Regions from separate parts of the Homo sapiens genome. Here region 2 is linked to region 1. Evidence: chromatin loops called from intact Hi-C (ENCODE). Cell type or tissue: sigmoid colon. All regions are shown on one strand. Each heading gives the region's core, and the rest is flanking DNA. Links, peaks and the distances in the headings are about the cores only.

Region 1 (10,887 bases), core at 1,116-9,115:
GGAAAGGACAGAAAGGACGCTTGCTAGCCGGCTGCCAGATACAACCATCTCTCTGCCTGGAAATTTTTTCTTTTCTTTCTCTCTCTTTTTCCCCACTTGCCCAAACCTTCTGCTTCCCTACTTAAGGTCACGGCCTCACGTGCCTCCTGGTTACCTGAGTGTATTTAATGTCTGCCTCTAAGGCAGGTTTCTCTAGCCCATTCACTGCGGGGGTGGCGGGGAAGGCCGTGCGGTTCACGCCGGCCCAGTCTTCCATCTTGGGAGAGTAAGCGGTGCCTTCGCTCCCAGCCAGGGCCCCTGCAGGAGAGAGAGGACGGATTAAAAGGTGCCTCCGAATCTGCCCTGGGCACACGTGTGGCCAACCACCCAATTTGTATCTGAAGACACGGCCAGGGGTCCCACAAAATTTGTAGGTGGCCTGACACTCCACCAGGAGGCGGCAGGGACTGGAATGTTCACCACTCCGGGTGGGGCGGAGGAAAGGCAGCCAGGCCTGCTGCCCGGTCCTCCTAGCCTTCAACCGGTTTCCCACGAACGGGAGGCTGCTGCTGAGTCAAAGCCTGGGCAGACTCGGCCAAAGCGGCCGCTCCATTGTCCAGACACGGCTCCCAGAAACTTCCGAGTTCAAAGCTACAGCAACCTCATGAAAATTGTATTGATTTCTCAACATCTGCACAAGCCTCTGGAGGGCAGGGAGACGATTCTACGAGAACTGCCTCTGGAAACGCCCAGGGTTTCCCAAAAGAAGCGTCAACATTGTTGTCCCCACGGGTCAGATAGAAGCACACAGCTGCTCCCCGGGCCCTTGTGTGTGCCAGGAACCAAGGGAAACCTCCAGATCTGCGTGCAGGCTTGGTGGGGTCACCTCCAGACCCCTGCCATTCCATGGGAAGCTTTAGCCTTAGGCTGGGTTAGAGCCACCAGGAGACACAAAGCCAGAGCAGGGCCACAGAGGCGCTGCTGCTGCTGGAGCTGAGCACTCACAGTTTCTTTCCAGCCACCACTCTTTCCTCCTAGGCTATGGTGAATTTTGCTTCTTGCCCTCCTCCTGAGTCTGATCACCTAAGAGTGTGCCATCCCCTGGCCAGCTGCTGGCAGCTGGGGAGAGCGCAAAGAAATCCAGACCCGATTCTGGCTGGTTTCTTTCCCAGCCAGGCATCAAAGTTGTTCCAAACCTCCCGCCTTCCCCATCTTCCTCGTCACCCACTTGACCTATAGTGTGTTAAGCTTTAGTTGCAGATAAATGACAAATCCTTGTGAAGGTGGCTGCAGCCCCACCAGCCATCACCGCAAACTCCAGGACCTGCAAGGCCACAGGACCTTAGAGATGTAGGCCACTCAATCGACCACAAGATCCCTTTTCCTTTAACTCAGAAGAGCCACTGGGCCTGGGAGTGGGGGACAGAACCCTTGGGAAATCGTGAAGGATTCTGAGAGCTAAAGAAAGGGTCTCAAAATTGAGCGGGTTTTTTTCCCCCTTAGATTTGGCAACAGGGGCTTGCATACTTTTTGCAAGAATGAAAAAGCACAATTTCAGGCCTCCAAATTTGTGGTCGGCGATTGCTCTTCTATTTGGGAAATATTTTCCATATTTGTCATAAAAAGTTCAAGATGTCCGAGGTCTCTTACAAAAGGCCCAGGACCCCCAGCCTCCCTGGCCAGTGTGGAGCCCTCCCCTGAGCCAGAACCGGTCCCGGGAGGAGAGCGAGTGTGAGTCCTCTCCTGCAAGCCTGCCCGCCCCAGGTTCTGCCCCTTAATAGAAGGCTACGGAGGCCGCCACAACTGACCTGTTTGCTCCATAAACGTCCGGATGCCCAGGATGTTGCTGACCGAGTGTGCCGAGGGCCATGAGCGCGGGATGCTGACGTGGCCCGCCGTGCCCGGGACCCCGGGGTGGCTGCCCATCTTGGCGCCCGTGGGCGACACGGGACTGGGGTAGGGGTACTGGTAGATGTGGTTGTAGGGCAGCGTAGGCTGCGACGGCGGCTGCTTACTTGCCTCGTACGGTCCGGGCTGCGCCAGGCTGCCGATCTTGTTGCGCAGGATGCGGCTGATGGAGCTCACCGAAGGCACATTGTACTTGTCACAGACGCCGTCGGCCAGCAGCCGGTCGCGGATCTCCCAGGCAAAGATGCCAGGGTCTCCTTGCTTGTAGTCCCGGATGTGCTTGACCACGTTGGGAGTGGTGACGCGGGGCTTGCTCCCCCCGATGGCCCCGGGCAGAATGGAGCCGGTCTCGTTGTAGCGCGCCAGGATCTTGCTCACGCAGCCGTGGGATACGCGGAGCTGCCGACTGATGTCACAGGGTCGGATGCCCAGCTGCGCCAGCTCCACAATGCGCAAGCGGATGGCGTTGGGCAGGGGGCGGCCGTTGACGAACACACCGCCCAGCTGGTTCACCTCGCCATACGTCTGCTCTGCGGATGCGCCAGACAAGAGTGAGCCGGAGGGGGAGAAAACACCCGGCGGGTTAGCCAAGGGTCCCCACGCGGAGCGAGGGACTGCACCCAGGCGCACTTCCAAAGGTGACCTGTGGGTCCCCAGACAGCTCGGAGTCCAAGGGCAAACCGCCTGGGTCTGGCTTGGAGTGGGCAAGGGCGCAGAGGAGCCGCGGAGTGGAGCGCGGCGCATTGTAGCCCTCCGTGCCCTTTCGCGACTTTTAGCGCGTCTACTTGGAACACTCCCTTCCCAGACTTGCTCAACTGCCCCCTGAAGGCTGGGGATCAGAGGAGAATGCAGCTTCTCCAGGACCCAGGACTGGGTCGCCCAGGGAAAGCGGACGAGAGGGAAGGGAGGCAGGCGGACCCGACCCACCTCATCAGCCCTCCCGAGCCCTGCCTGTCGCCCGCCCCTTACCCATAGCGAGCGGGCCGGCCAGCTGCCTGGCGCCGGGGTGGCCGGGGTGGCCGGGGCTGGGCCCGGCGCAGTCCGGGAGAGCTTGGGCGCCGCCGCCGCCGCGTGAGAGGCATAGAGGGAGGGCGCCCGAGAGCCGAGAGCCGCGGCGGCCCAGCCGCGGGCTGGAGACGCGCTGTGCGCGGCAGCGGAGCGCGCTGCCGCCCGCTCCAGGGCCTGCCGCCGCCGCTGCTGCCCCCTCCCAGGACACTCTCCACGCCCGCGACCCCAGGCCCAGGGTGAACTTCATCCGATTGGGAGAAATTCGTCTGACCGGGAGGCTGCAGCGTGCGGGAATCAATTTGACGTGTCCTCCACGTCAATCTCGGCAGTCACGCCGGAGACGCGCGAGTTGGCAGCTCATTGGTTCCCGTCACTGCGCCCCAGCGCCCCCCTCCCCGCCCTGAAACTCTACCCCCTCCTTCTATCCTCCCCCCTCGGCCCTCTTCCACCACCCCCCCGGAACCCACCCCTCTACACACACACACACACACACACACACACACACACACACACACACGTCCCAACCCCAGCTGGGCCTGGGACCTTCCACTGCTCTGAGCCCCTTTCAGCCCCCTTCCTCCTCTAGCTTTGGGAATGAGGGGGAAGTCATCTCAAATTGATTAGTGTGTTAGTACTAGTACTCGTTTTCGTTTTGGTTTTAGTTTTATTTCCGCCACCATTAATAATAAGATAGAGAATAAAAGTTTATCGTGGAAAGGTGTTTCGGGTGTGGCTCTCTCTACCTCCCCACTCCCGGGGCAGCGGCCGGGGAAGGGTGGGATCAGTACCCCAGCTGGCTGGGAGTGTCAAGGTGAGCGTCCAGCGCGGTGCAGGGCTCCTGTCAGGAAGACACAAGGCGGAACTTGTGTCCCATTCCTGGCCAGGTCCTCAATCCTTCTCTCAGGAAATCTTCACGTTTAATAGCCAACCACTCTTGGAATAGTGGGGGTGATTTCGGTGATGCGAGAGGGGCACGGTCCAAATCCTGTCTCCTACAGCCAGGCCCAGCCACCAGAACTCATCCCTCTCCAAGCAGTGACAGAAGGGGCAGGAGGCAAAAGGATCCCGATCTGCTGCTAAGGGGCGCATAGATCCGGCGCCCTCCTGTCCCCAAGCGCGACCGGCGGGAGGCCAAATGCATAGCTCCAGCTCTAGGTCTGAAGGACAAGTTCCTTTCTCCCTGGCGGTGGAATCTCGCACCACTCTATCCCAGGTGGCCTGGCCTCGTCTTTCTCCCAGCACCTGCAGCTTCAGGAAGTCTCTGTTAAACCACAGAATGGTCATTTCTCCTTCATTTAAATGAGGTTTTGCGCAGCCCTGAATTATTCACCCCTGAGATTGAACATCAACAATTTCTCTGTTTCTACCCTGCACCAAAGCAGTTCTGAACTCCCCAACCTGTGCAGCTAACTGTGTCCGGGAGCCATGCGGTGAGGGCCAAGAGGAGGAAACTCGTGGTTTTGAACATGAACTGATTTGAGGGGGTCAGGATCTGAGAGCTCTGAGGTTGAGCCCAGTAAGCACCAAAGGCATTGGGCTGAATGTGCTAGACCAGGAAGAGGGCATAGGGGAGAGAGTAGGAACAGCCGAGGTTTCTGAGACTCCCAGCGCTCCCCTGGAGGAGAGAACCCTCTTCCCCTCCCTCCTGCCCACCCCAAGGGTCTAGCTCTCCTTAGCCACCCAGAGTTGAGTATGGCGCCAGCGCGGTGACAGTGGCTGAGGAGCACATGGACCCTATCAGCCCACCCTGGGGAGCCATGGCTGCGGAGGCCCCGACCCCTTTGCCTCCGCTGTAGGGCCAGAGAGCATCCCTGGCTCCTAATCCACCTGTCTAAATGTATCTGTCAGGAGTGACTGGCTCATAATTCCTGGACTCTCTAGAGAGAGCACGCGGTGGGGCCACAGACAAGAATTACTCCTGGAAAAAGAAAAATCAGGTTTAAAAGAAGTGAACTCTTCCTCTCCGGCGGCATGAACACAGTACAGTCTCTGGCTCTGGGAGGTCCTGGAGACCTGGAGGAGGTTTGAGGGTCAGTGCACTGGCAGGAGGGTGCGAGAGTGGGAGCAGGGGAAGCTATGTAGAAGATTAGGCCTGTCCATGACAGCGTAGGTTTGGAGTAAGGAACAGGGAAAGGGAATGGTTTGGATTAAAGTGGGCACGCCTAAGCCAGGAGTTCCGCGAAGGCAGCGAAGAGAGGACTAAGCACGCACAGTATGCTCGGGGCTCCGGGGGTGCGGGGAGTGGGGACGCACCCTGCCCAGTGCTCTCCATTGCGGAATCTGCTAGCTTCGTCGGGCGCGAGATACCAAGAAAGGTTGATTTCCAGACCTTGGAGTCTCTGAGATAAAGGAACGCCACATCCCTGCCTCAGTCCAGTGGATACTCGTGATCCGGAAAAGCAGCTAAAGCCGCTTCTTCCCCCCAGTAGGTGAGGAGTCAACAGGCACACTCTAAAGACGAGGAAATAAAGCCGGTCGTGACACCGTGAGAGCTGGTTCGCCCAACTACCCTTTCAGGGGAACGTCCACCCCACCTCTGCTGCCGAGCTTGGAAAAGTGGCAAGGAGTCGCAGTCCAGGACAAAACTCCGCCCCCGTCCCCGTGAAGGCCGCCCGTGGCTGGGGGCTACTGTAGAGGGGTGAGTCTGGGGATTGCGCACGATGAGAGGGGGTGGTTCTCCCCGGTAGCAGAGTCCGCGAGCCTTCGTCTCAATCCTGGCCCCTTTCCCGCAGCCAGCTGTGCGCGATCGGGAGCACACAGCCCTCGCTGCAGCCTTCTGCACGGTCGGGCATAGGGAAAACCTTACAGTTTGTCGCCCCCTGTCGTCCCCCGGCCGGGTATCGCGGGTTCCCGAGCTGCAGGCTAGGCTTGGTGAGAGATGGCCCTAAGATGAGATTGCAGAAGGAAAAGAAACGTCTCTCCCACCTCCCAAGGAGGCAGCTTAGCCCTCTCCATGGCCCGGGGACAGCTACTAGTCAGCGCTGAGCGCACAGAGGTAAAGAGCTCGCGGATTCTGCGTTTTTGCTTGGCTGGGTTTGGCACCGTATTTCAGCGTCCTCTGGAAGCGGAGTGCAACAAAGTTCCGCTTCCAGGGTCGCGGGAGCCTGTTAGCTGAGGGCGCACTCAGAAACCTGGGGCAAAACTCCTCCGCCTGGGGCTGGACTCCTAGCAGGGCAGAGGATGGATCTGAGGGTACCCCAGAGGCTTCGGGCCCTCGCCCAGTTTTCCCAAGGCAGGAAAAGAAAGAGAGGTAAACTCTTTGCCGAAAGCGGGAGTCAAAAAGGAGGCGCGAAGGGGTGCCTGCCCTTCTGGGGACTGGGGGTTGGCGGCAAGGGGGGTTACTGATGAGAACTCCCTTGCTGCACGCCACCTGAGCCGTGAACTCAACACCCGAAACTTCACACTGCTAAACACCCAGGGGTTCGGTGACAGGGCCGCTCTTGGAGCTACAGTCGCCCCCACTTCATGTCTCATACTTGGCTTTGATTTTTGGTGGGTTTGTTTCCGGGAGTTAAAACAAGCAATAGGCCGGGATGTTCCCCGGGCCCATGCATTTCAAGGACTCCAGGAGAAACCTTAAGAAAAAGCTGATTTAAGTCCAACTTGGGCATACAGGTGCGCATTTCGGTTCTTGCGGGAAGTAACAGAGGGCAGAAAACACAGGTGGCACTCCCCGAGAGCCCTGGCCAGACTTGGGCCTAACAACGAAAGCTGGTACCCACCAGCAGCAGCCCGCAGGGGCCGCAGGGCCGGGATCCCGGGTCTTCCTCACGACGTCCTAGCCTCAGGCCTTAATAGGCCCGCTTTCGCTCCTGCATGAGTCCTGGCTCTGCTCAGGACCTGCGCTTTTACTGTGTTTTTAAGAGTTTTAAGAGCACTGAGCCATGAGTCCTGTGGTTCAAAATCAAAGTCAAATTGAGTCTCTTAATTTTCTTCTTAAATTTACGTTTGAAGGGGAAAATAAAAAAGCAGCTCGGGCTAAAAACGCACTTTATGCATCAGGTTATAGTACCAAGCTCCACACGTACACATGCCCGTAGTTTTGCAAAAAAGATCCGCCACATCATACTTAAAAATAAGAAGAAAATTGACGAAAAGAGAAATGAGGAGCTGCTAGCTGCAAAGAAACTATGGGAAGAAGAGCTGAGCCAGATCGGGGAGCTGCAAACCCTGGGGGAATGCGAACAACTAACAAACCAAAAGCTGGCTTGTGTAACAACACAACGAAACTCCGCGGGGAATGACTGCGGCGGTGGAAGGAGGGAGCGAGGAAGGGGAGAGGAAGACTAGATTCTGAATTGGCGCCTGTGAGCGCCGCCTCGGAGCGCAAGGTCAGAGCGTCCTCCCAACAGAGTGGATCCTCAAGGACGAGGTGGGGAGTGCGTTTTGCACAGAACCTGCCTCTCCTGACTAGGACACACAGACTCTCCAGACCCCAAATGGAAGGTGTTGAGGACCCTGCCAACTGGCATTAAAACAGAGCCCCCAAGAGCGAGAAATAACGTCCTTGGCTTCGCGGACCCATTCCCGCGGCTTATTTTCCTTTGGCCTGCTGCTGACCAAGGCGGTCGTAAAGTTGGTTCTTTGCCTAGGCCTCCATGATGTTCGCTACCCTGGAAATGTTTATTATCGAAAATGAGTCGGGTCAGCTGTGGTGGATGGAGCACCGTTTCCGCTGACACTGGCCACTACCAGCGAGCAACGTCCTTGGCAATGCATGGCGAGAGAAGCCAGGACAACTTTTTTCATTTTCCTAAAGTGAAATGAATAAAAAAGAATAGGTGAACATTTTCAATGTGATTAACAAAACGGTGGAAGACCAGTGCTCCTCAATTCTGTTCAGAGATGTAAGAAAAAAGCAAATTAGAAAACAGATTTGCTGTGAAACCTGCACTAGAAATAAATAGGGGGAAATTGAGTATTGGCAACGAAGATCTGAGATACTTTCTACCCTGCAATGCAGGGATCTGACTACTACATTAATAACATTTACTTTGGAGTAGATATATTTTAAACGTGGAATTTGGCTGATAAAAATAAACTACAGAGGGTTGGTGCCCTTTGTAGGAAGAAACGGTTTCTAGAGCCTTCAGGAGGATCTGGCATTCTTGCCATTCTTGTGTGTATATTCTCACTAGCCCCAAATCGAGTTCTGCAGATTGCTATTATGTCTCTCTCTTTCCCTGGCAATGAGCATGTCAAATAAGCCTCAATTTCCTCTTATATAAAATGACCTCTACTGTGCAATTAGATCTGATTTAATTTCATTTCATCAACATTAATGCCTGCAGAAATTTCCAGACATGGGTCAAAATTCCACCTTCGCAGTGAGCACTCAAAAAATGTTTAAGTGACAGTATTAAGTCTAAATGTCACTAATAAAATGGAAATTATTTGGGAAACTTGAAATGTCCATGTGGCATATCTCCCAGGTATTTGGAAAAGGGGAGATCTAAGAGTAGCCACAGGGGTACAAAGGATAGAAATGGTATTTGTGAAGGGAGGCGAGAGGGAGGTGGTGTAAATGCCTGCAGGATTGTTCACAAAGGCAGCAGTAAGAAGGGTCTCCTGCTGTCTAGAGGATACCCCTGCAGATCTGACTAGCTCAGCTGCAAATATTGACGCGTGTGAGACATCCACACTGGCCCAGCCTAATTGGAACCAGCTTGAAGTGTGTTGCCCTTGAATGCAAGGGTAGTGCTTTGGAAATTCTGTTCCTACATGGTAATAGAACCTGAATAATGGACAAGGAAGGTGAAGGACCCATGTGGAGCCCTTTGTCTTGATTAAAGACAATGTCAAGCCAGTCCTTGTTTGCCTGGACTTGTCTAGTTTCTTATTAAAGATCAGTCCTCTCCAATCTTCAGCACACACCCACACAAAAACATAATTCAAGCCCTGAAAATGAGATAGGTAGAAGGTTTGCTAAAGGAACGCTAACACCTGCAGCTACTGCAGGTGTTAAAACCAAAGTACTGCTCCCATCTTCAGTTATCCATTTCTTCCATCATTAAAATTATGATTAGAATTAGATGTTAAGGCTTTTATTTTTTATATCCAGCATACTATTTAGAAACACCGCTATTTTGGAATAAAGACTTTGTTACACGGTTTTGTAAACTCAGAAGTCTTGAAGTCCTTTATAATTGAATATTCTCATGAAAGTAGGATCTCCTTCATGTTCATTTAATTTATCATATGTATATCACTGTTATTTCCACCCACCTTGGCATAAATCATTTTCCTTGTTAGGAATCAAGGATCTTTTATGATGAGCTTTCTTTAAGGCACAAATGGATTCTTTTTACTTGTGAGTAACTTTTTACTGTCTGCCTAGCCAATCACTTTTAACTAATTATTGTTCTACATATTTTTGTCTCTAATTGCTATGACATCCCAATGCTTGCTACATATACATACATACATACATACGTACATGCATACATACACACACAAAAAAAATGCACACACTCACACATATAATATGTCCGCAGCTTGGTGATGGTTTTAATTTTCTTCTCTCCCCCCCCTTGTGTACGGACTATGAAGTTTTACTGAAGACCTGTAATGCCTCCGGTTTTGATTTAATGTTTTGGAGTTTGTGATCTCATTGCCTGGCATGGAAAATATTAGACAGGGTCTGTAGATTTTATGCAGGAAAAGAGCCGCATCACCACCGCGGGTGAGTGCTTCTCCCCAGTCCTGCAATAAGCCGACTGAACAGTCATTTAGAGCCGATGTTCAGTTCTGTGCCGTTGAATAGACACCACTTCAACCAGTCCTGCTTTTGTAAAGGGTTCTTTAAGAAACACTGAATCTCAACTGGTGCTGCATATTGAATTCACCAAAGGGAGACTTAGAAGGCCCTGATGCCTGGGACCCATCCCCAGAGATTCCGATTGAATTTTTCTGGGCTGTGGCCTGGACACTGGGATTTTTAAGAGCTGCCCAGGTGATTCTAATGCGTATTGAAGTTGGAGAATCTGTTTTAGGAGAAACTGGGAAGAGAAGGGCTGGTGTAACATGATACTTCTTGCTTCACAAGTGTTTTCCTGGATGCCAGAGGAAAGGCGGGTGGCTCACTGGTCTCACCTCTGTGAACACCTTACAGTGGCTCATGAAAATATATTTAAATCCATGTCTAAAACAGCCTTCCTGGGCATTGTCACACTATGTCACTTTGACCCCTCCTGGAAACAGGGAGAACACTGCCTTCCCAGGCTGGGTTGGCTGCCTGACGTTTGTCATCTTTAAAGATCCCTTTGTCTTCCTGCCCTCACACAGGTGACCCCAGCCTCCTGCTTAGGTATAACCGTCCGTACAGCTTCACTGTACAGTAAGCTGGAGGGGTTGGGGAGCAGCAGAGAGTCAGCAACTGACTTAGCCTCTCGGGCTGACAGATCAAATTTGGGAGAGGTGGCAATGAATCATAAATGCTACCCAGTGAGGGAGTCCGAATGATTTCATTGTCCGAGGAGGTGGGAGTTGAACTCTACTCTTAGCACTGTTAAATAGCACAGTTCTCTAGATATGTAAGGTCACAGAGCAATCATAACCCTCAAGCTTCTGATGCCATCTGAGAAATACAGAATCTTCTGAAGGGCTCAGTGTAGTTTGTATCTTTATGACTAGTGGGGTTGTTAACATTATTTCATTGCCATGCAGCTTAGAACGGGGGTGACTTTTGCACACTGGCTAGGGACTACTGCATTGCAGATCTGAGTGTTGCTTTTATCCAGACCCAGACTTGTGGTCCTCATAGAACACTTCACATATGCTCTTCCAAGTCTCAGAAATCAACTAAAAGAAAGCTCCTTTTCATTTTCGCTAGCCTCACCTTGGTAATACATGTTAAAATCTAAACTGCTTGATTTGATTTGATTTTTATTGTTTTGTACGCTTATTCTAAAATACAAACGTCATTTCATTTTTTAAACAAGTTGCAAAAAATATGGAAGTAACCGCATCACTGTAGGACCTTTCTGTCCTCAA
Region 2 (10,887 bases), core at 1,261-9,260, 610 kb before region 1:
CAGTAAAGTATGAGGTGCTAATTCCTCAAACAGTGGTCTCCTCTAATTTCTCATTTTTCAGACCATAAAGAGTTCAAACTTTATTTTCAGTGTGTGTGGAAACCGTCTTTCAACACAAACAATGTGCACTCATCTACACACTTGATTTTGTCTGACACAATTACACAAATCCAGTTGGAGAGGCAGTAGGGAATTTATTTATTGATTTTTTAGTTGAACATCCCCTCTACATTTAAAACCCAAATACCGCACACTGGCAGAGGGCATGGCCAAGTGTTGACAGATTTAAGTTTTGTTGAAATAGGTGGAAAAACAGAGAAGAATGGTGTGAGAACAGGAACACAGGAAACTCAGATCTTGGCATGGAGAAGAAAAGGAATGCTCAAATGCTCCAGCTCTCCGCACTGGAGGACTTGACTTAGAGAGCGATGACTGGCAGTGTTCAGCTCCATCTGGAGGAAGAGCTTTAACCTACAGAGAAGACCACCCAGGAGCTACTGGAGTCACCCATCTTCAGTTGGAACACACCTGATGTCCCCCAGTGCCTTCCAGCCGAGAGTAACATGACCAATACTGGGAACATTACCTGGAAATTGATAACCTTGGAAGCAAAAGATTATGACTTATCCTCTTTTGTTAAAAAGAAAGGAAGGATATTTGGCAGAATGTGCCCCTCTCCTCAAAGCCATTTTTACAAAAGCACACACAGGCACACACACATCTTTTCTTTTTACAACACTTGAACGTGGTCACTGCTCTCACCAATATCGTGCAAAAGCACAAAAATTGATTCTATAATATCTGAATCAAAGAAAATCTTGACTAAAAACAAGAAACCATTATGAATATTTCCTCTATTTAACTGATACTTGTGATGGCTGGGAGCAGCAGCTCATGCCTGTAATCCCAGCACTTTGGGAGGCAGGAGGATAGCCTGAGCCCAGGAGTTCGAGACCAGCCTGGGAAACATGGTGACAACTCATCTCTACAAAAAATACAAAATTGGCTGGATGTGGTGGTGCGTGCCTGCAATCCCAGCTACTGGGGGGCTGAGATGGGAAGATCACTTGAGCCTGGGAGGTGGAGGCTGCAGGGAGCCCTGGTCATGCCCCTGCACTCCAGCCTGGGCAACAGAGCAAGACTCTGTCTCAAAAACAAAAACAAAAATGAAAAAAGATCCTTTCTTTTGTTAACAATGTTCTAAAACCATTTGCTAGCTTAAATCAAGACAACTAGTACATTCCAGTCATTACTCCCCGCCCCCGACTTAGATTGTGCTTTATAACTCCCAATCCCATGTCATTTGCACACCTCTAATTCCTGAACATAGTCCAAGTTTACATCAACACTTTACATCAACACTTTTTTGTTGTTGTTGTTTGTTTTGTTTTTTGTTTGTTTTTGAGATGGAGTGTCGCTCCTGTCGCCCAGGCTGGAGTGCAATGGCTTGATTTTGGCTCACTGCAAACTTCACCTCCCAGGTTCAAGCAATTCTCCTGCCTCAGGCTTCCTAGTAGCTGGGATTGTAGGATTACAGGCCCAGGCCACCACACTCGGCTAATCTTTTTCAATTTTTAGTAGAGACAAGGTTTCACCATGTTGACCAGGCTGGTCTCGAAATCCTGACCTCAGGTGATCCACCCGCCTCGTCCTCCCAAAGTGCTGGGATGACAGGCATGAGCCACCACGCCTGGCCATCAACACATTTTTATAAAACCCATTTTGTGATGGTATTGGGGCTGCACACAATAGAACACTCCTATGTGATTTTGCTTTTTTCTCTCATTGACAGATTAGCTAAAGTTGAGTCTAACATTTAGCTGTAATATTTTTCTTGATTACATAGGATTCTGTTATTTGTTTTTCTTTGGAATCCACTGTACAGAAAATAATATGCAGCCTCTTTCATCTGAGTCACTTCCCCATGCCTCCCGTTTCTTCAGACTCTAGGAGGCAGAAATGCAATCAGGTTTTATCTTCAGCACAGGCCTCTGGTACATGGTCAAGGCCCATGATGGGGTCTGGGGAGTGGAAGGAATTTAGGTTAACTCTGGCACAGAATGAAGGAGACTTCATCTCTGAAACTCTGATCTCTTAAGGTTGATTCTCTTGAGGGAAACTCAGGATGGAGCTTTGCAGAGGTCTCTCCCAGGCCTGGGGTTCCCATGCTTCCATATGGGCTTTAGGTGGGGGCATAAATCGCGCTCGTATTTGGTTAGTGTTCTGCAGGGTGAATTAACCACTTTTCTCTGACCCTAACAAATGGTCAGGCCTGGTGGACACCTTTTCCCTCTGCTATTTCCAAAGTCTTCAAATGTCTGCCCCAGCAATGCCTCCAGGGCATGCCCATGTTGACGGGGACAAGCTGAGCCAGGCAGGGGTCACTCATCCCATTTGGAGAAAACAGAATCACTCTCCCCAAAAGTTAGCAATTGGAATAGAGGGACTGCCCAGTGATTCTCAACTTGTGCTGCATAATGCAATCATCTGAGAGCTTGGAAATATTGCAGATAGCTCTACCTTCAAATTCTACTTCAAATTGTCTACTGTGGGCCTTTAGACTTTTTTTGGAGGGGTATTGTTTAAATGTTTTACTTTTAAATTATGAAATATTCTAAACACTTAGAAATACACAGATAATACATGTAGCACATATCCATGAATCTAGCACCTAGATTTAGCAATGTGGTACTTTGTTTTAGGAAAGGGAACAAGGGAAGAAAGAAGAAAAAAAGTAAGGAAGAGAGGGAGGGAGGAAAAGAGAAAGAGGAAAGAGCAGGTAGAAGAGTTAAAAACGGAAAGGAAGGAACAAAGAAAAGGAAATGACATCTCTGTCTACCATGGCTGGGCTTTGTGATCCGTGGTTTATACTCTCGATTTCATTGAATTCTCATGCAAAATGGGAACAAGTTGCTTCTTGGATGGCTCAGCACCATTTCTGTGGTCACACAGCTCTCAGGTGGCTGCAGGATTTGGAACTCAGGTGTTCCGGCCCCAGAGGCCCCTCAGTCTCCCTGCTGTTCGTGCCATGCCTTGCAGGGAGGAGGATGAGCCCTGGGAACAGGCAGGCAGATGTCTGCACCTGTCATGGTGACCACCAGCTCAAACACTTCCTGTGGGTTCTAACTGTGGCCCCCACTCCACCCAGGACCTCCAGCTACAGAAGGAAGCATGAATGGAGCTGGGAGCCATCTTGGCTGAGCTTTCAATGACTGTAACTTCAAGTTGTGGTCAAGAGCTGCTTGGTGAGATGGGGCTTTAGATGGCATTTCCTAAGGAGGCTCCTTAGATCTTCTGTAAAGTAGACTGGGGATCACCTCTCCACCACAGGTACAATCGAGTGATCCCCACTGCCCTCCAGTGTCCTCAGCCAGGACCACCGACAGGATTTTCATCTCTACCACTTTGGCTATGAAATCAGCAAAGGCCAAGGTTATCAAGGAAGAAAAATAAATATAATAAAATGCTTGGCAAAGATCCACTGGGATCTGAAAATGAGTTACAATGAAGAAACGGGGGAAGGATGTTTCCCCTAGGAGGTCACAGGGATTAAAAATGACCTGCCAGAGAACACCCATGTGAGTGGACATTCCAGAACATTATCCTTCACATGCATAATGTGTGAAGATGCAGATGCAGGCAGCCACAGACAAGGCTGCCCCTAGTTTGGTCAGAAGGACTTACTGTGCTTGGCAGTGGGGGAAATGGCTCAGCATATTCATTCTCTCACTCCCTGTCTCTCTCCCTCTCTGCCTCCCCCTCCTTTTTTTCTCTCTCCTGCCTTCTCCGCTCTATGCATTATCTTATTTTATTAAGTGATAAGCTGTTGAAAATGCTCCAGATAAATGATTTTTCTCAATTTGAACTACATTCAATACAGCAGTTTAGAGCTCAAAAACATGACTTTGATTGAAAACAGCAAATTGCAAAATGATGTGTACAGTAACATCCCACTTATGGTGTCAATACTACCAGACAATACTACCAGAGAAAGGGCTTCTGGGTGGCATTTGCTTCCATGATTTGGGTGATGGTGTCGCAAGTTTGTTCTTTGTGGAAGTGCACAGAGCTGTACACTGTGGACATGGCCCTTTTCCATATTTGTATTATACTTCAATAAAGTTACAACAAATTATAATGAATACACATGCAAAACAATGCTTGTAACATTTATGGACATGCAGTGTAGTTAAAAGCACAAGATCTTGGGGAAACTGAGATTCAGAGAGGTAGAGCAACCCCAGCTGAAGTCTGTATGCTCAGGAAGTGGTACACATGACATGCCAATCCAGGCCTGGAATATTTCAAAGATACAGCTCTTTCTGCAAAACTATGATGCCTCTACTAAGGGATCATCTTGGATCAAACCAAGGAGCTGTGAATGTCCATGAGACAGTTGGCCTATTAACTTACACCAGCTCTGTCCAGGACTAATATCTACAAAACAAAATAGAGGTGCTGTTATTTATATGTGAGCTCTATTGTCATCATCAATAAAATGTAGCTTATAGTACTTCCTCCACATCATATGCAAAGTCATTGTACAAATCTGATGAGATAATGTTGAGAGAAATATGGTGAAACTGAGAATTATAGTTGGCATACATGATACAAATCCCTAATTACTGGTTGCATTTTTATATCTGACTTTACTTCCTGAAACATACAGATAGTTTCTCTCTCCCAGCTACTGGAACCTTCATCAGTAGAGGGTACCCTGTCTCCCTCTTTCCCTGCTTTCTACCATACAGGGGTTTAACACATTCTTAACCTTTAGACTATTGTCTACTTTGATCCTCAGAGCATCCTAGGAAGGGAGGCTAAAGACAGCAGGTGGGAGAATATCCATTTCCTCTTATAGATACGGGAGATATAGAAGCTGATCTTCCATATCTATAAGATAGATCTCATCTACCAAGATCTAACTCTAAGACAGATCTTACCAAGAATCCCAGCCCCTAGCCAGACAGCCCTAGACAAGGACAGGGAGCAGAAAACATGATACTTGGGACTTCCCACCTGTACCTATTTTCTTTTTGTGCCACCTACAAGCAAAGTGACCTCAATGCTCTGTATCCATATGTTGATTCAACTCTTGCAGATTTTCTTAAGGCATATATTTCCAATGACCAAAGACATTTTCTTACATGCCATCATATTATTATGAAAATAAGAAAATTTAGCATGGATAGAATGCTATTGTTTAGTCCCAAGTCCATTTTCAAATATCATCACTTGTCCAAACAATGTCCTTTTTCCTATTTACCCCAGTCCAGGATCCAATCATACTTGGGTTAATGTCTCTTTAGGCTTTTTTGTTTTGGAACATTTCCTCAGGATCTCTTTGTGTTTCTTCACCTTGATGTCTTTGAAGAGCAGAGGCCAGTTATTTTCTAGGTTGTTACTCCCTGGATTTCTCCAGTGTCTTTCATTTTTGGCACGAAACCCACAGAAGTGATGTTGGGCCCTTCTCAGTGCATCTTTCTAGGATCCTCATGATGTCTGTTGATGGTGTTAACTTTGAGCTCAATTAATTTTTGATTCACATTGAATGAAATGACCTTGGGCAACTCCCACATTTGGAAGGCTGATTCTAGATTACCTGAGGGCTTATTTTACTTTGGGGGTTGGGAATGATGTTGGATAACGTCCTTTGGCCTCTAATATGTACTTTTAAAATATTTGCCTGTAACTGAAAAATGAAAATGAAAATTATCAGCAAACTAGATCAACTTAGTATTTCCTAACAAATTAGTCTAATAAAGGATTCAGATTGAAGGTCATGGATAAAATAGTTTTTGTTTTATATAAAGTGAGTGAATATTTAGTTTAAGCAGCAACTGTTAATCTATGAGACTCTGCCCTGACTCAAGTTAGAATACAGTACATTTGCTAAAGGGAATTTCCATGGTTGTTTTTTTTTTTGCCTTTTTCTAGTAAACTGAAATGTGTGGAAAGACCATCAGGTGGCGCACTGGTTCCAGTCGTTTTATCAGCAAATTTCCCACTGGGAAGGAAATTTGCTTGCTACTGGAAAACGCTGATTGCTCAAAAAGCCAACTCAATGAGCTTTTTGGAATCTAAAAAGAAAAATCGGTTTGAGGAAAACTTTCATACATATATTTTGAGCGGAGGTTGGATTTGTTTTCATGAGAATGTTTCCCTTTTCCTCATTTTCTGGCTCCAAGTTTAGGAAAACATTTAGGCGCATGAGTAAAAAAAGAGGAAAAAGAAAATCAGAACTAACTACTATCCTTTACACCTTTAAGTCTTAAAAATCCTTAACTCTTTTAGAGATGTTTTGCCTCTACCATTTCCTGGAGGAAAAGAAATATTCAAAGAAAAAAAAATCCTGACTCTTACTTCATGGGTGGCAACATGTGTCTGTGGTGTGTGTGTGTGTGTGTGTGTGTGTATGTGGGGGGGGGGGGATATGAGTGTGTGCGCTAGAGAATATATGGGGAGGAAGGGAAGAACAACAAACAGTTTTATAAAATCCCTTCCCATTCTCACTGAAGTTTTATGTAATTTTAAAACTTTTAACCTCTAATAGTTTCAGTTGTAGGTATGTGACATGATTTGGCTGTGTCCCCACCCAAAGCTCACCTTGAATTGTAATAATCCCCATGTTTCAAGGATGGGGCCAGGTGGAAATAATTGAGTCATAGGGGCGGTTTCCCCCATACTGTTCTCATGGTAATGAATACGTCTCACGAGATCCGACAGTTTTATAAAAGGGAGTTCTCCTGCACTATGTAAGGCGTGACTTTGCTCCTCATTCACCTTCCACTATGATTGTGAGGCCTCCCCAGCCATGTGGAACTGTGAGTCAATGAAATCTCATTCCTTTATAAATTACCCAGTCTTGGGTATGTCTTTATTAGCAGCATGAGAACAGGCTAATACAGCGTGGGAGGATCTCTAACCAAATTTTAACACATTGAAGAGGCAGACAGCTTCTTTCTCACATCTGATATGGACTGCAGGAAACTCTTTCACCTGCTGCAACCTTGTTTTTTTCCCTCTGTTTTTTGGCTTTTTGTAGACTGACATTTTAAAAATCAAGTATAAATCTATTCATGTGATTTCACTCTACTACTGAAGAGATTGACTTTTAAACTCCATTTAATGCTTGGCCAAAGTTTTAAAGTACTAGAAAATTCCAAAAGTTCATCTCCAGATTTCTCCAAATCAAGGAATAGACCAAACTGAATGGTTGCTGCATGTTGCTTGTACCCCTAATTTTTGTTAATGGTGTCATTCGAGTCTCCTAAATGAATAAATGGGTCACAAAAATTTCTGCAGTGTGTGTGTCACTGCACCTCTGGAATGGCATAGGGAAGAGACTGGAAGCAATGAAGTAGCCACCGAGTAACCCCTCTGCCAAGAACACGTGGCCAGGCAGTTCCACACAGATCCATGGATCAGTCAGCTCCACTTAATTTGCCTGTTCAGTCATTAAAGGGCAATATCTGGGGCTGTGTCTCTTTTGGAATTCTGCCCTGGCTGATAGCTTACACTTACCAGGGACACTGGGTGGCTCCCTAATTAGGAGGAAAAAAAAGACCTCAGAAATCCTTTTAAAATTTTTTGTCAATCCTCACATAATTATAATTTGTGGTTCTACTTCTTTAAATACAATAATTTTAATTTTTTAATTTTACAAATAGCAACAAAATCCTCTTACATTTGACAAATTATAGTACGCATATGTGCAAACCAAAGTATTGATTCAAACTCCAGGCACAAATGGACTTGCAGATCCCGGCAATAACTCTTTGCTTTTTCAGGAATATTGAGGACAGGGGAAAAATGGTTTTCACTTGAGCTAAGTGAAGTTCACATGTATTATTTCAAGATATGCAAGCCACAAAACTTACTGTTTGTGATGGGGTATAGACCTGCGCAAGCCTTTCTGTCGGCTTCCAAATTCCCTGTTCCACTGACACTGTGGTTCTAAAATCTGGGGACACATAAGAATGATCCAAGGAACCTGCTGAAAAAGCAAGCCTGGTAGAGTTGATTCAGGTCCAGGAAACTGCATTTTAACAAGCATTCGAAGAGATGTAGAGCACGCTTTAATAAGAGCGCTTTGCATGCAACAGCCAATTTTCATGATTGATCATACTTCATGTGCATGTCACTTTCAAGTTTACGGTGTTTTCAAGTAGACCGCAGGTTTTAACTGTGCCTGCTTTGTGCCTTAATGTTTCCAGCAACTCCTGAGAAGACCTGCCCTCAAATCCTCAAGCACTATTGAATAAGAGCAACTGCCTTCGTGAGTCTCACATGGAATTCACCTTCTGTATCCACTGGCTCCGCAGGGTAGACTGTAGGACTTGAGCATCCTCAGACTTTAGTATCCATGGGGGTCCTGGAACCAGCCGCCTATGATGGATACCAAAAGACCCTTGTATAACCTGAAAAATAGCAACAGTCAGCCACCCTGAGGTCCAGTTCTGGCAAAGAATAGCAACCAAAGAAACACAATCCAAAGAGAAGACATTTTAAATCTTTACTTCATTTTCTCAAACAATGCCCTAAGGGTGTTTTATATATAAATATATAGATTATTTAAAACCTATTTTTAATTCTGCTCACAATTGGCAGCAGTTGCACCAGAGCCCGTTTTCTTGTCTGAATAATAAAAAAGTTTCTCTCTTGAATACAGAGTAGATTCTTATCTGTTTTTCTCTGCTTCATTTACTTTCTTGATATATCCTTTCATTTTTAACTAGCAATTTTACTTTTCCTATTAAAATACTTAGTTCCATTGGTCAGCTGTGGTGGCTCACACCTGTAATCCCAGCACTTTGGGAGGCCAAGGCGGAAGGACCACTTGAGTTAGAGACCACCCAGAAGTTAGAGACCAGCCTGGACAACATAGCAAAATCCCGTCTCTACAAACAACACAAAAATTAGCTGGATATGGTGGCATGCACCTGTAGTCCCAGGTACTTGGAAGGCTTAGGAAAGAGGATCACTTGAGCCCTGGAGGTCAAGGCTGCAGTGAGCTGTGATCATGCCACTGCACTCCAGTCTGGGTGACAGAGCAAGACCCTGTCTCAAAAAACAAACAAACAAAACAAAAGAAAATTTAGTCCCATAGACTTCTGCAATTTCCTCTCCTCTATTGTACTCTTAACTTATTCATTACCTTGATTCTTTTACACAACAAATTCCAAGAGACACTGGGAGGATACAGACTCCATAGCAGATGAGGGAGGGGATGGAGGCATGAGTAACCGTAGAGGAACCCACCATTCACAAATGTACACACTGAGCTTCCACAGAGGGGGCCTTTGGACAAAAGCCTCAATAACTTAAACTGAAGCTCACATTTGAAGACACCGACATATATTATATAATTTAATTTTTATCAAACTTTCAAAAATTGAGTATTATTAACCCAATGTTCCAAATGAAGACACTACATTTTATAAAGATTAAATAAATTCTACTGCCAGAAAATAAAAATCCAACATTCTCTCCACCACAGACACAATATCATTCAAACATTAAAAACTTTACGGTATTATATAATTTATTGAAAAAATATTTTTTATATGATGTATCTTGTGAAAATATTTTCAACAAAATACATAATAAATGTTGAATTGAGTTTGATTTAATGTAATATTATTGTATATTAATGGTTTATTAAACAAATAGCGTCTACTTAACAAGTGAACATTATTGCTAGAATGTACTGTTATCTCACATTCCTTGACATTGGCTCCCTTTTGAATGCTGGCTTTGTCTTAATATATTTCTCCATTTCTGCCCAAAGGTCACACTGACACTATGGAGGCTCCAGGTTTATACAAGCAAGGCTTAAGCTTGCTGGCCAATCACCCATAGGTATTTGGCCCACTGTTCCCTTTTTCTTCAATGCCTGGGAAAAAAAAAAAAATACCTCCACTAGAATCTTCATTTTACAGATTGGGAAGAAATGCTGATGCTATCTAGGAAACTACAGTCAATGCAGTTCCATTCAAAATTATCACAGAACTTAAAAAGCATGAAGATTTACTTAAAAAATATCTATACACACACTTGTAGGAAAAATGACCAAATCAGAAAATAAGACAAATTGTCTAAAGCTAAAGTAACTAAGATAATGTTGTATTAATGTAGGGATAGACTCCCCCTAAAAAATCCCAGAACTGAATAGCGGTTCTAGAAACATATCTATGATTATATAAGCAACCCTGACTTGAGGCAGAGCTTGTACTGCAGATTAGTGGAGAGAAAGCACTTCAACCAATGATGTAAAGGTGATTGGGCATCCATCATAGTCTATTCCTGCTGCTATAATGAAATGCTTTAGGCTGGGTAATTTATAAACAAAAGAAATGTATTTCTCATGGTTCTGGAGGCTGGGAAGTCTAAAGTCAAGGTGTGAGCAGATTCAGTGTCTGGTAAGGGCTGCTCTCTGCATAACAGATGGCATCTTTTTGCTGCATATCCTTAAATGGCATGAGGGGGAAGGGACAGGGGCCAAGTTATTTCTCTCCAGCCATCTTATCACATCACTAGTCCCATTAGAGGGCTCTCCCCATCACTCAATCATTTCCCAAAGGCCCCACCTCTTATTACTAGTGCATTGGTAATTAAGTGTCAATATATAAATTTGGGGAGACACATTCAGACCATAGCATCATCTATGTAGAAAGAGCATGAGGTTAACACTGTACTTCACACCATAACAACAACAAATGGTGATGCACACTTATATATGAAAATGTAAAATGAATACTTTCAGCAGATAATATGAGATCATTATAACGTTGCAATAGGAAGGAGTTTTTAAACAATTCATAAGAAACACAAACTGTAAGAAAAGAGATAAATTAATTTAATTAGATTTTAATTAATAACTAATGT

What was found. Peaks named below come from ENCODE experiments on the same cell type or tissue, not always from the same donor. Only the 100,000 strongest peaks of a DNase experiment are listed, where the experiment ranks them.
Region 2: it touches region 1 in a loop (6-fold over the local background); 40 of 110 quality-filtered maps call a loop at or near these places.

Annotation. Positions count from the first base shown.
Region 1 is chr20:21,697,968-21,708,854 of GRCh38, reverse strand. PAX1 (paired box 1) reads right to left here and starts at 3,191. Exons shown (of 5, transcript NM_001257096.2): 1 at 2,857-3,191; 2 at 1,788-2,417; 3 at 155-297. The coding sequence starts at 3,142. It overlaps LINC01726 (long intergenic non-protein coding RNA 1726), which reads left to right and starts at 5,270. Exons shown (of 5, transcript NR_109878.1): 1 at 5,270-5,533. RefSeq lists enhancers at 5,348-5,952, 7,164-7,769. In sigmoid colon, for the core only: a CTCF peak has its summit at 5,734; a DNase peak (open chromatin) is centred at 5,704; H3K4me3 peaks cover 1,136 bases; H3K27me3 peaks cover 8,000 bases.
Region 2 is chr20:22,308,027-22,318,913 of GRCh38, reverse strand. No RefSeq gene overlaps it. Among named protein-coding and RNA genes, the nearest start is that of LINC01427, 31 kb to the right of the region's middle. In sigmoid colon, for the core only: a CTCF peak has its summit at 5,963 (motif pointing right); a DNase peak (open chromatin) is centred at 5,973; H3K27me3 peaks cover 523 bases.